Linked DNA regions of Homo sapiens: region 2 is linked to region 1. A link is a contact called in ENCODE Hi-C or POLR2A ChIA-PET data. All regions are on one chromosome and are shown on one strand. The core of a region is the stretch at or near the end of the contact, and the rest is flanking DNA. Distances in the headings are between cores, read along the strand shown.

What was found. A loop is a pair of places that touch in the nucleus more often than their neighbours do. ChIA-PET counts read pairs that join two places held with the same protein, here RNA polymerase II (POLR2A). Pooled maps may share reads with other maps.
Region 2: a map with no recorded cell type shows a loop between it and region 1 (4-fold over the local background). The contact joins the enhancer-like site here to the promoter of HCG20 in region 1. A Hi-C loop is called at or near these places in 4 of 37 single-sample maps with no recorded cell type and 3 of 50 pooled maps. POLR2A ChIA-PET finds 5 or more read pairs at or near these places in 1 of 52 experiments (GM12878).

The regions. Positions count from the first base shown.
Region 1 is chr6:30,764,700-30,769,651 of GRCh38, forward strand. It overlaps HCG20 (HLA complex group 20), which reads left to right and starts at 2,126. Exons shown (of 4, transcript NR_138037.1): 1 at 2,126-2,252. RefSeq lists enhancers at 4,387-4,952, 4,471-4,952 and a silencer at 4,436-4,615.
Region 2 is chr6:31,566,204-31,570,798 of GRCh38, forward strand. All of the region lies in intron 1 of LOC100287329 (a long non-coding RNA gene), which reads right to left. It also overlaps a transcript of LTA not described here. Among named protein-coding and RNA genes, the nearest start is that of LTA, 3.8 kb to the right of the region's middle. Within about 2 kb of position 2,513, at least 7 of the 41 ENCODE cell types and tissues checked have a DNase peak (open chromatin) inside an H3K27ac peak, as active enhancers do.

The DNA of each region.
Region 1 (4,952 bases), core at 876-3,375:
GCAAGCCGCAAAACCAGCAAGTTTTTATTAGGGATTTTCAAAAGGGGAGGGAGTGTGTGAATAGGTGTGGGTCACAGACATCAAGTACTTCACAAGGTAATAGAATATCGAAAGGCAAATGGAGGCAGGGCGGGATCACAGGACCACAGGACCGGGGCGAGATTAAAATTGCTAATGAAGTTTCTGGCACAATTGTCATTGATAACATTTTATCAGGAGACAGGGTTTTGAGAGAAACTGGTCTGACCAAAATTTATTAGGCAGGAATTTCCTCTTCCTAATAAGCCTGGGAGCGCTATGGGACACTGGGGTCTATTTCACCCCTACAGCCTCGACCATAGAAGATGGCCACGCCCAGGGGGGCCAGTTCAGAGACCCACCCCCAGGCGTGTATTCTCTTTCCCAGGGATGTTCCTTGCTGAGAAAAAGAATTCAGCAATATTTCTCCCATTTGCTTTTGAAAGAAGAGAAATATGGCTCTGTTCCGCCCAGCTCACCGGCGGTCAGAGTTTAAGGTTATCTCTCTTGTTCCCTAAACATTGCTGTTATCCTGCTCTTTTTTCAAGGTGCCCAGATTTCATATTGTTCAAACACATATGCTCTACAATTTGTGCAGTTAATGCAATTATCACAGGGTCCTGAGGCGACATACATCCTCCTTGGCTTACGAGATGACAGGATTAAGAGATTAAAGTAAAGACAGTCATAGGAAATCACAAGGGTATTGACTGGGGAAGTGATAAGTGTCCATGAAATCTTCACAATTTATGTTTAGAGATTGCAGTAAAGACAGGCATAAGAAATTATAAAAGTATTAATTTGGGGAACTAATAAATGTCCATGAAATCTTCACAATCCACATTCTTCTGCCATGGCTTCAGCTGGTCCCTCCGTTTGGGGTCCCTGACTTCCTGAACAGTGATTACATGGGGACAATGGGAATGAGGAGGAAGAATGAGAGGCATTTGCTAGAAAATGTATTCAAACTGATGGCTGGTCTGAAAGGGAGTTGTAGGCTGGGGTGATGAGAGACAGGTCTCATAGCAACAGGGTAAACAAAGTAAACTTGGCTTGGTTGGTGTTTTATTTATTATTATTATTTTTTTGAGATGGAGTTTTGCTCTTGTTGCCCAGACTGGAGTGCAATGGTGCAATCTCAGCTCACTGCAACCTCTGCCTCCCAGATTCAAGTGATTCTCCTGCCTCAGCCTCCCGAGTAGCTGGGGTAACAGGTATGTGCCACCATGGCCAGCTAATTTCTTTATTTTTACTAGAGACGGGGTTTCACCATGTTGGCCAGGCTGATCTCCAACTCCTGACCTCAAGTGATCCGCCCACCTTGGCCTCCCAAAGTGCTGGAATTACAGGCATGAGCCACGGCACCCGGCCTATTATTATTATTATTTTATTTCGAGACAGGGTCTTCCTCTGTCACTCAGGCTGAAGTGCAGTGGTGCAATCTCAGCTTTCTGCAACCTCTGCCTCCTGGGCTCAAGCGATCGATCCTCCTGTCTCAGCCTCCCAAGTAGCTGGGACTACAGGCGCATGCCACAAAGCTAGGCTAATTTTTTTTTTGTATCTTTTGAAGAGGCAAGATTTTGCTGTGTCCAGCCTGTCTCCAGGCTGGTCTTGAACTCATGAGCTCAAAGCAATCTGCCCACCTTGGCCTCCCAAAGTGCTGGGATTGCAGGTGTGAGCCACTGCACTCGGCAGCAGGTGTTTTAGATTGGGCTACCTTGAAGCAGAACCTGGGGTGGGGACTTTTGTTCAAGAGATACACTGCGGGAGGCTCTCAGGAGAAAGACTGAAGAAAACAGGATAGGGAAGGGAAAAAGGCTAAGCAAGGATGTGAGCTTCAGCCTGAGCTCATGGGGAAGCTCAGGGCAGCAAATTGCACCAGTCAATTGCACTTGGAGGCATGGGGGCTGGCGTTTTGTAGATCTGCTTTAAGGTCAGGCAGCCACTGGGAGTCTGTCCAGAGTGTGTGCAAGGGAGGAGGGCTTGGCTCCTGTTTGGCCCAGGGCAATTCTCCAGAAAAGGGGACAATTGTGTGTGGTTATCAGCTGATATTCCCAAAAGCTGGAAAGTGAGTGGACTCACTGGTGAAAAGGACCTGAGCCCAAACAGTGTCCATGATAGTGAATCCATTTTGGTTGTGTTGGATTTGAGGTGGCAAAGAAATAAGGAACTGGCATGTGACTGCGGGAAATTGGAGCTACAAGACAGGAGTTCAGGTGAAAAGATAGGACTAGGTATGTAGCTATTGGAGTGGGGGACTTCGGCGCACAGATGATAGGGTTTTTTGTTTGTTTGTTTGTGAGGGTTTTTTTGTTTGTTTGTTTGTTTGTTTGTTTGGAGAGAGGGTCTTGCTCTGTAACCCTGGCTGGAGTATAGTGGCATGATCATAGCTCTCTGCAGCCTTGACCTCCCAGGCTCAAGAGATCGTCTCACCTCAGCTTCTTGAGTAGCTGATACTACAGGTGTATGTCACCACTCCCAGCCAATTTTTTAAACATTTTTTTAGAGACTGGGGGTCTCACTGTGTTGCCCAGGCTGGTCTCAAATTCCTGGGCTCAAATGATCCTGCTGCCTCAGCCTCCCAAAGTTTTGGGATTATAGGTGTGAGCCATGGCGCAGGCCTAGATGATAGTTTAAACAAGAGGGAATTTGTATATTTGTCACTTTGGGGGTTGCTGGTGGCCTTTGAAGGAAGAGTTTCACAGCAGGACAGAGTACAAAACCATATGGTGACGTGAGGTCTAGTAATGCTTTCCACAGTTAATGTCCTTCCATTCTGACTAACTCTTAACACCTCTAGGGTACTTTCTCCTTCGACTTATGTGCTGCTCATTCTGGCTTGTCCTCTGTGTTCTGGTTATTTTTTGTTGTCCAACAAATTGCCTCAAAATTTTGTGGCATGAGACAACCCTTTATTACGTTCACGGATTCTGTGGGCCAGGAATTTGGACACACCGCAGTGGGGATGGCTTGTCTCTGCTCCATGTTATCTGGGGCTGCAGCTGGAAGACTCGAAAGCTGGGGGACTGAAATCGTCTGCAGACACTTTGCAGTGGATGCTGGCAGTTAGCTCAGGGACCTCAGGGTTTCTACCTGTGGTCTAGTTAGAGTTTCTCTTGCATAGTGGCTGGGTTGCTGTGAGGGAACCAGGCATGAACTGCTTTTTTTTTTTTTGAGGCGGAGTTTCACTCTTGTTGCCCAGGCTGGAGTGCAGTGGTGCAGTCATGGTTCACTGCAGCCTTGACTACCCAGGCTTAAGTGATCCTCCTGCCTCAGTCTCCCTGGTAGCTGGGGCTACTGCCAACATGCCTGGCTGATTTTTGTATTATTATTATCATTATTTTGTAGAGACAGGGTCTCACTATGTTGCCCAGGCTGGTCTCCAACTCCTGGGCTCAAGCAATCTGTCCATCTCAGCCTCCTAAAGTATTGGGATTACAGGTGTGAGCCACTGTGCCCAGCTGCATTCTTTTTATAACCTCATCTTTTTTTGATCTGCATCACCTCCCTCCTACCCTATTGGTCAGAGTAGTCACAGCCCCGCTCCCATTCAAAGAGAGGGAACATGGCCCCTACCTGGAGTGTCAGTCATGGGACAAGGAGAGCAAGTGGAAAGGGGCACCCAACTTTGGAAAATACCATCGGCCACACTCTATCGGAGCCTCCATTTGCTTTTTATGAGTGGCCTTCATTTATTTAGCTGTCATTGGGTCAACAATAACAGCAACTTGAGGAACCTCTTGAGGGCAGGGATCAGGCCTGTTACGTTTGTTTACTTTATCTTTATATCCTGAGCATTGGCCCAGGAATAAGTATCTGTGGAAGGACGGGATCCTTCTAAGTCTCTCATCTATTTTTCATACACGGCATCATTTAATTCTAAACTAGCTGTCATTACCATTTCACAATTGAAGAAACTGAGGCTTAGAGGCGCAAATGGTCTCTCTCAGATGACTCAGGTCTTCTGGGTTGATGTGGCTTTTATTAAGAACTTGTTGTCTCCAACAGCAAATAGCATTCCTAGGGGCTGGGGCTGTTTCTTCAAGGCCCCTGCCTCTGCACCCTGGTAGCAGCACAGGCCTAGCTGTAGGGCTGTGGACAGCGTGCCCTCGGCTGCTTACTGACTGGTTGGCATTTGATACATATGATGATTTAACATGAAGATTTAGTGTGATTTTGCATCTCTTCATGGGAGCAGGGTCAGGACCAGGTCCTGTTGCGGAATTCAGCTTTGGGGCTGGGTAGAAGACTGGGATGAAGTTGCTCCTCATCTCTGTGCCCTGGCTATGAGCAGGCAGCACCTGGGTCAGGAGTGTGAGGTGAGTGGGTGATGCTAAGGAGGGTTCAGGTGGAGCAGTCAGACTGTGCTGAGTAACTCCCCTGGAGGGGAAGGGGGACGTGGTGGAGGCAGTTCCTGGAGGCCCAGCTCAGAGCGGAGAAAGGAGCCAATTACCACCTCCTCCCAAGTCACATCCCAGCCCTGGGAATACTTCACAGGCTCCGGGGAAATCCCGGCCAAGTGGCAGAGTGGGTGGTGGGGTGCTTATCACTCATGATCAGGAGTGGGTGGGGGCGGATCTTAGAGCTTGCATCAGGCCTCAATTTTCCAACTCCTGCCTGTGATCCACCCCCGCGCCCACTGCACACCACCAACCAACCTTTGACTTTATCTCTTTAGTTGATTTCTCAGAGATTGCAGATCAGGAAGGGCCTTTGGAAACCACAGCTTCCACTTCCGCTGTGGGGGCAGAAAGCACGGGACAATCTAACCCTTTCGTGCCTGGAAAGTAACAAGGAGGACTCTGCCCTTACCAGGTTCCCAAGGTCCTGTACCAGCCCCACAGGGACTGCTGAGGGGAGCTTTTTCTCTCTGGTTCCTCATCCTCTCCTCTACTCAGGTGTAGGCTGTCCCTGCCTAGTTGGTCTGACAGTAG
Region 2 (4,595 bases), core at 1,263-3,762, 800 kb after region 1:
CTCAGTGGCTCATGCCTGTAATCCCAACACTTTGCGAGGCTAAGGTGCAAGGATTGCCTGAGGCCAAGAGTTGAAGGCTGCAGTGAGCTATGATGGTGCCATTGCACTCCAACCTGGGCAGAAAAGTGAGACTCCATCTCTTAGAAAAAAAAAACCAGGCCGGGTGCAGTGGCACATGTCTGTAATTCCAGCACTTCGGGAGGCTGAGGCAGGCGGATCACTTGAAGTCAGGAGTTCAAGACCAGCCTGGCCAACATGGTGTACTTTCTATACTAAAAGTACAAAAATTAGCCAGGCATGGTGACATGCACCTATAATCCCAGCTACTTGGGAGACTGACATAGGTGGATTGCTTAAACCTGGGAGGCAGAGGTTGCAGTGAGCCGAGATTGTGCCACTGCACTCCAGCCTGGGTGACAGAGCGATTCTGTCTTAAAAGAAAAAAAAAAAAAAAAAAGGCTGGGTGCGGTGTCTCACGCCTGTAATCCCAGCACTTTGGGAGGCCGACGCAAGTGGATCACCTGAGGTCAGGAGTTCGAGACCAGCCTGGCCAAGATGGTGTACTTTCTCTACTAAAAGTACAAAAATTAGCCAGGCATGGTGGCATGCACCTATAATCCCAGCTACTCAGGAGGCTAAGACAGGAGAATCGTTTGAACCCGGGCAGCAGAGGTTGCAGTGAGCTGAGATTACGCCATTGCACTCCAGCCTGGGCAACAGAGTGAGACTCCGTCTCCAAAAAAAAGAAAGAAAAAAAATCCAGGGCCAGTGTGGTGACTCATGCCTGTAATCCCAAAACTTTGGGAGGCTGGCCCAGCATGGTGGCTCACACCTGTAATCCCAAAACTTTGGGAGGCTGAGGCAGGCGGATCACCTGAGGTCAGGAGTTTGAGATCAGCCTGACTAACATGGTGAAACCCCATCTCTACTAAATACAAAAAATTAGCCGGGAATGGTGGCATGCACCTGTAATCCCAGCTACTTGGGAGGCTGAAGCAGGAGAATCGCTTGAACCCAGGAGGCAGAGGTTGCAGTGAGATGAGATCAGTCATTGCACTCCAGCCTGGGCAACGAGCGAAACCGCCTCTCAAACAAACAAAAAAAAACTTTGGGAGGCCAAGATGGGCAGATCACTTGAAACCAGGAGTTCGAGACCAGCCTGAGCAGCATAGACCCTGTCTCAACAAAAATTTTAAAATATTTTTTAAAATTAGCCAGGCACAGTGGCACACACCTGTAGTCCTAGATACTTGGGAAGCTGAGGTGGAAGGATGACTTGAGCCCATGGTTTTGAGGTTGCAGTGGGCTATGATGGTGCCACTGCACTCCAGCCTAGGCCACAGAGCAAGACACCATGTCAAAAGAAAAAAAAATCCAATCACCTCTGCTCACCTCCCTCTTTCTCTCTCTCTCTCTCTCTCCCTCCCCCTCTCTCCCCTGCAACACACACACACACACACACACACACACACACGCACGCATGCACGCACCACACACTCTGACGACCTTTAAAGGCTTCCTGTGGCTGGATGAAATCTAGAGGCTTTACCCTTCTTGCATGGCCCTGCATGACCTGGCCCCTGCCCTCCTCTCTGACCTCATCTCCCACCCGCCTCCCAGTCTCTCTCTCTGCTCCAGCCACACTGGCCTTCTGTTTGTCGTCAACACCCCCAGCTTGGTTCCGCCTTCCAGCCTTTGCAGTAGCTGCTCCCTTTACCTGAAATGCTTTGCTCCCAAACTTTTACCTGGTCACTATTTTTTGTCATTTGGGTCTCAGCTCCAGTGCCACCCAAACACTCAAAGAGGATTTTGCTGACTACTGTATTTAAAAGTAGCTCCCTGCCACTCTTACAACATCAGCCTGTCTTATTTTCTCATAGTACCAATTTCTTCTTCAGTTTCTTTCTTTTCCGTCTGGCCTCACTGGAATACAAGCTCCACAGGTGCTGGTACCTTCTCTGATCCCTTTGCCTCCATGTCCCTCCTGCCTTAGGACAATGCCCAGCATGTGTTAGGCACGCAGATACTCACTAAATGGAGGAATGGATGAATAATTCATAAAGCAGGATAAAGTTCAACTTTAGGCTTGTGGCTCAGATTGGACTTACATTTAGAGTCAGATTTAAGTTTAGTGTTAGGAGTGGTGGTAAACTGGTTTCAAGATTAGCCCTAGAAACAGGGTTGGGTTGGGGTAGAGGAGAAGTTTTATTTAGGGGGTTATTAATTGGGATGTGTTTAGATTTAAGGTTAGGGTTACAGTTGGGGTTGAGTTTGAGTTGTGATTTGGGTTGAGGTTAAATTTGGGTTAGGGTTGATGTTGGTATTAAATCCCAATTCAGGTTTTGAGGCTAAGTTCAAGTTTGAAGCTAATGTCATTTCAGTCTCATTTGGAGGCTTCAGAGATTTCACTAGTTTCTCCACAAAGACCACTATAAAGACTGTATTTCCCTGAGTCTGGGGCACAAGACTCCAGTCATCAGCTCTCCCACCCAGGGAAAGTCCCAAACCAACTGCTGGCCTGCCCAAGAAAGAAACCAAATTCATACAACCTCCGAAACTGAGATTGAAACCAAGATTGGCCCATCTCAAGGAGCATCCTTCGCATATCTCACATGCACGTGACACTGAGCCTCAGCCCAGTCTTACCCTTCCTTCCTCTGTGTCTCTCATGTCTCCCCATCACCCTTCTTGCCTTCCCTTTTTTGTCTTTCAATGTCCCATTCTTCCTCTTTAATTTAAATTTCTCTCTGTGTCTCACTGTTAATTGCAATACCTTTTTTTGTTTGCTTGTTTTGTTTTGTTTTGTTTTTTGGTTTGTTTGTTTGAAATGGAGTCTCACTTTGTTGCCCAGGCTGGAGGGCAGTGGCACGATCTCGGCTCACTGCAACCTCCGCCTCCTGGGTTCAAGCAGTTCTCCTGCCTCAGCTTCCCTAGTAGCTAGGATTACAGGCGCGTGCCACCATGCTCGGCTAATTTTTTGTATTTTTAGCAGTGATGGAGTTTCACCGTATTAGCCAGGATTGTCTCTATCTCCTGACCTTGTGATCTGCTCGCCTCAGCCTCCCAAAGTGCTGGGATGACAGGCATGTGCCACTGCTCCTGGCCTTGTAATAACATTTTATATTTTAATATAGCTCAGCTGGGGTCCCAGTCCATCAGCTCATACCATTAGAGAAGCAGAAAGAGACAACAGGAAGCAAAAAGGACCCTGAGAGAAAGGGCAACACAGAGAAAAAGAAAGGAGCAGGGGCTAAAAGGGAAACCCACACTGACACAAGAGATAATAAGGTTAAAAGAATGAGAAGAAGGTTGGGCGCAGTGGCTCACGCCCATAATCCCAGCACTTTGGGAGGCCAAGGCTGGTGGGTCACCTGTGGTCAGGAATTCAAGACCAACCTGGCCAACATGGTGAGACCCCGTCTCTACTAAAAATACAAAAAAAAATTTGGCGGGCTTGGTGGCGTGTGCCTGTAATCCCAGCTACTCGGGAGGCTGAGGCAGGAGAATAGCTTGAACCTGGGAGGCAGAGGTTGCAGTGAGCCAAGATCGTGCCACTGCACTCCAGCCTGTGCGACAGTGAGAAACTGTCTCAAAAAAAAAAAAAAAGGAAAAGAAATTTTCTGACCTATCTCATCTGATAGTAGGTTATAAGACCCTCATTCCAGAAGAGGTTCTGCCCTATACCTGGGAGGAAGGAATGCTGTACAGAGAGACCAAGAAGAATATGGCCAGGCCTTGCTGGGATCCCCCCAGTCCCAGTCTGTGACCATTAGATGATACTCCTTTTGTTCAATTACATTTCTGCACAGCTGTTCATTCTTCATCAAATCTAAGCATAAAAATAGTTTTCCCCTGGGTCCTTGGGTCTTCATTTCTGAAGGCTCCCATGTCACCTAAAACTTTGATTAAATAAATGTATTATGCTTTTCTCTTGTTAATCTGTCTTTTATTATAGGAGTATTGGCCATAACCCTTATGATGGGTCAGGAAGGGATCACCCCTTTCTGCCCCTACAGAAATAATAGCTAAGACTAGTAAAGCATAAAAGGCAAAGGGGCAGGTCCTCAAGTAGAGAAGAACAGGAGAAATAGCTCATACACACCCAGAATGTTACTTACATGTCCCTCCATGTTACACCAAGACCCCTCAGGGACCTTGTGCCTGGGGAGAGAAGTGGTCTGCCCCATGCAACAGTGGGCTTTACCCCGGGTCACCACCAGCCCCAGCTCCAACCCCTCTAACACTCTCCAAGTAAAATCACATCAGTAGCAGTAATAATATTTGAGGTGACAAGTTGGTATTATCTCAAACTTAGGAAAAGTGAATAAAGTCATCTTTAGAAACTGCTTTTTTTAAACCTTGTAACTTGCAAGCTAAGTGAAAATGGGCTCATGTATGAGAATGTTCGTGTTAGACATTTTTTGTGTTAGACAAAAACTAGAAACAAACCAAATCCCCATCAACAGAATATATTAGAATATATTGATACAATAGAATATTACATCATAATTTTTTTTAAAAACATTACTGATACATACAACCACGTATATGAATCTCACAAACATAATGCTGACTGAAAGAAGTCAAACAGAAAT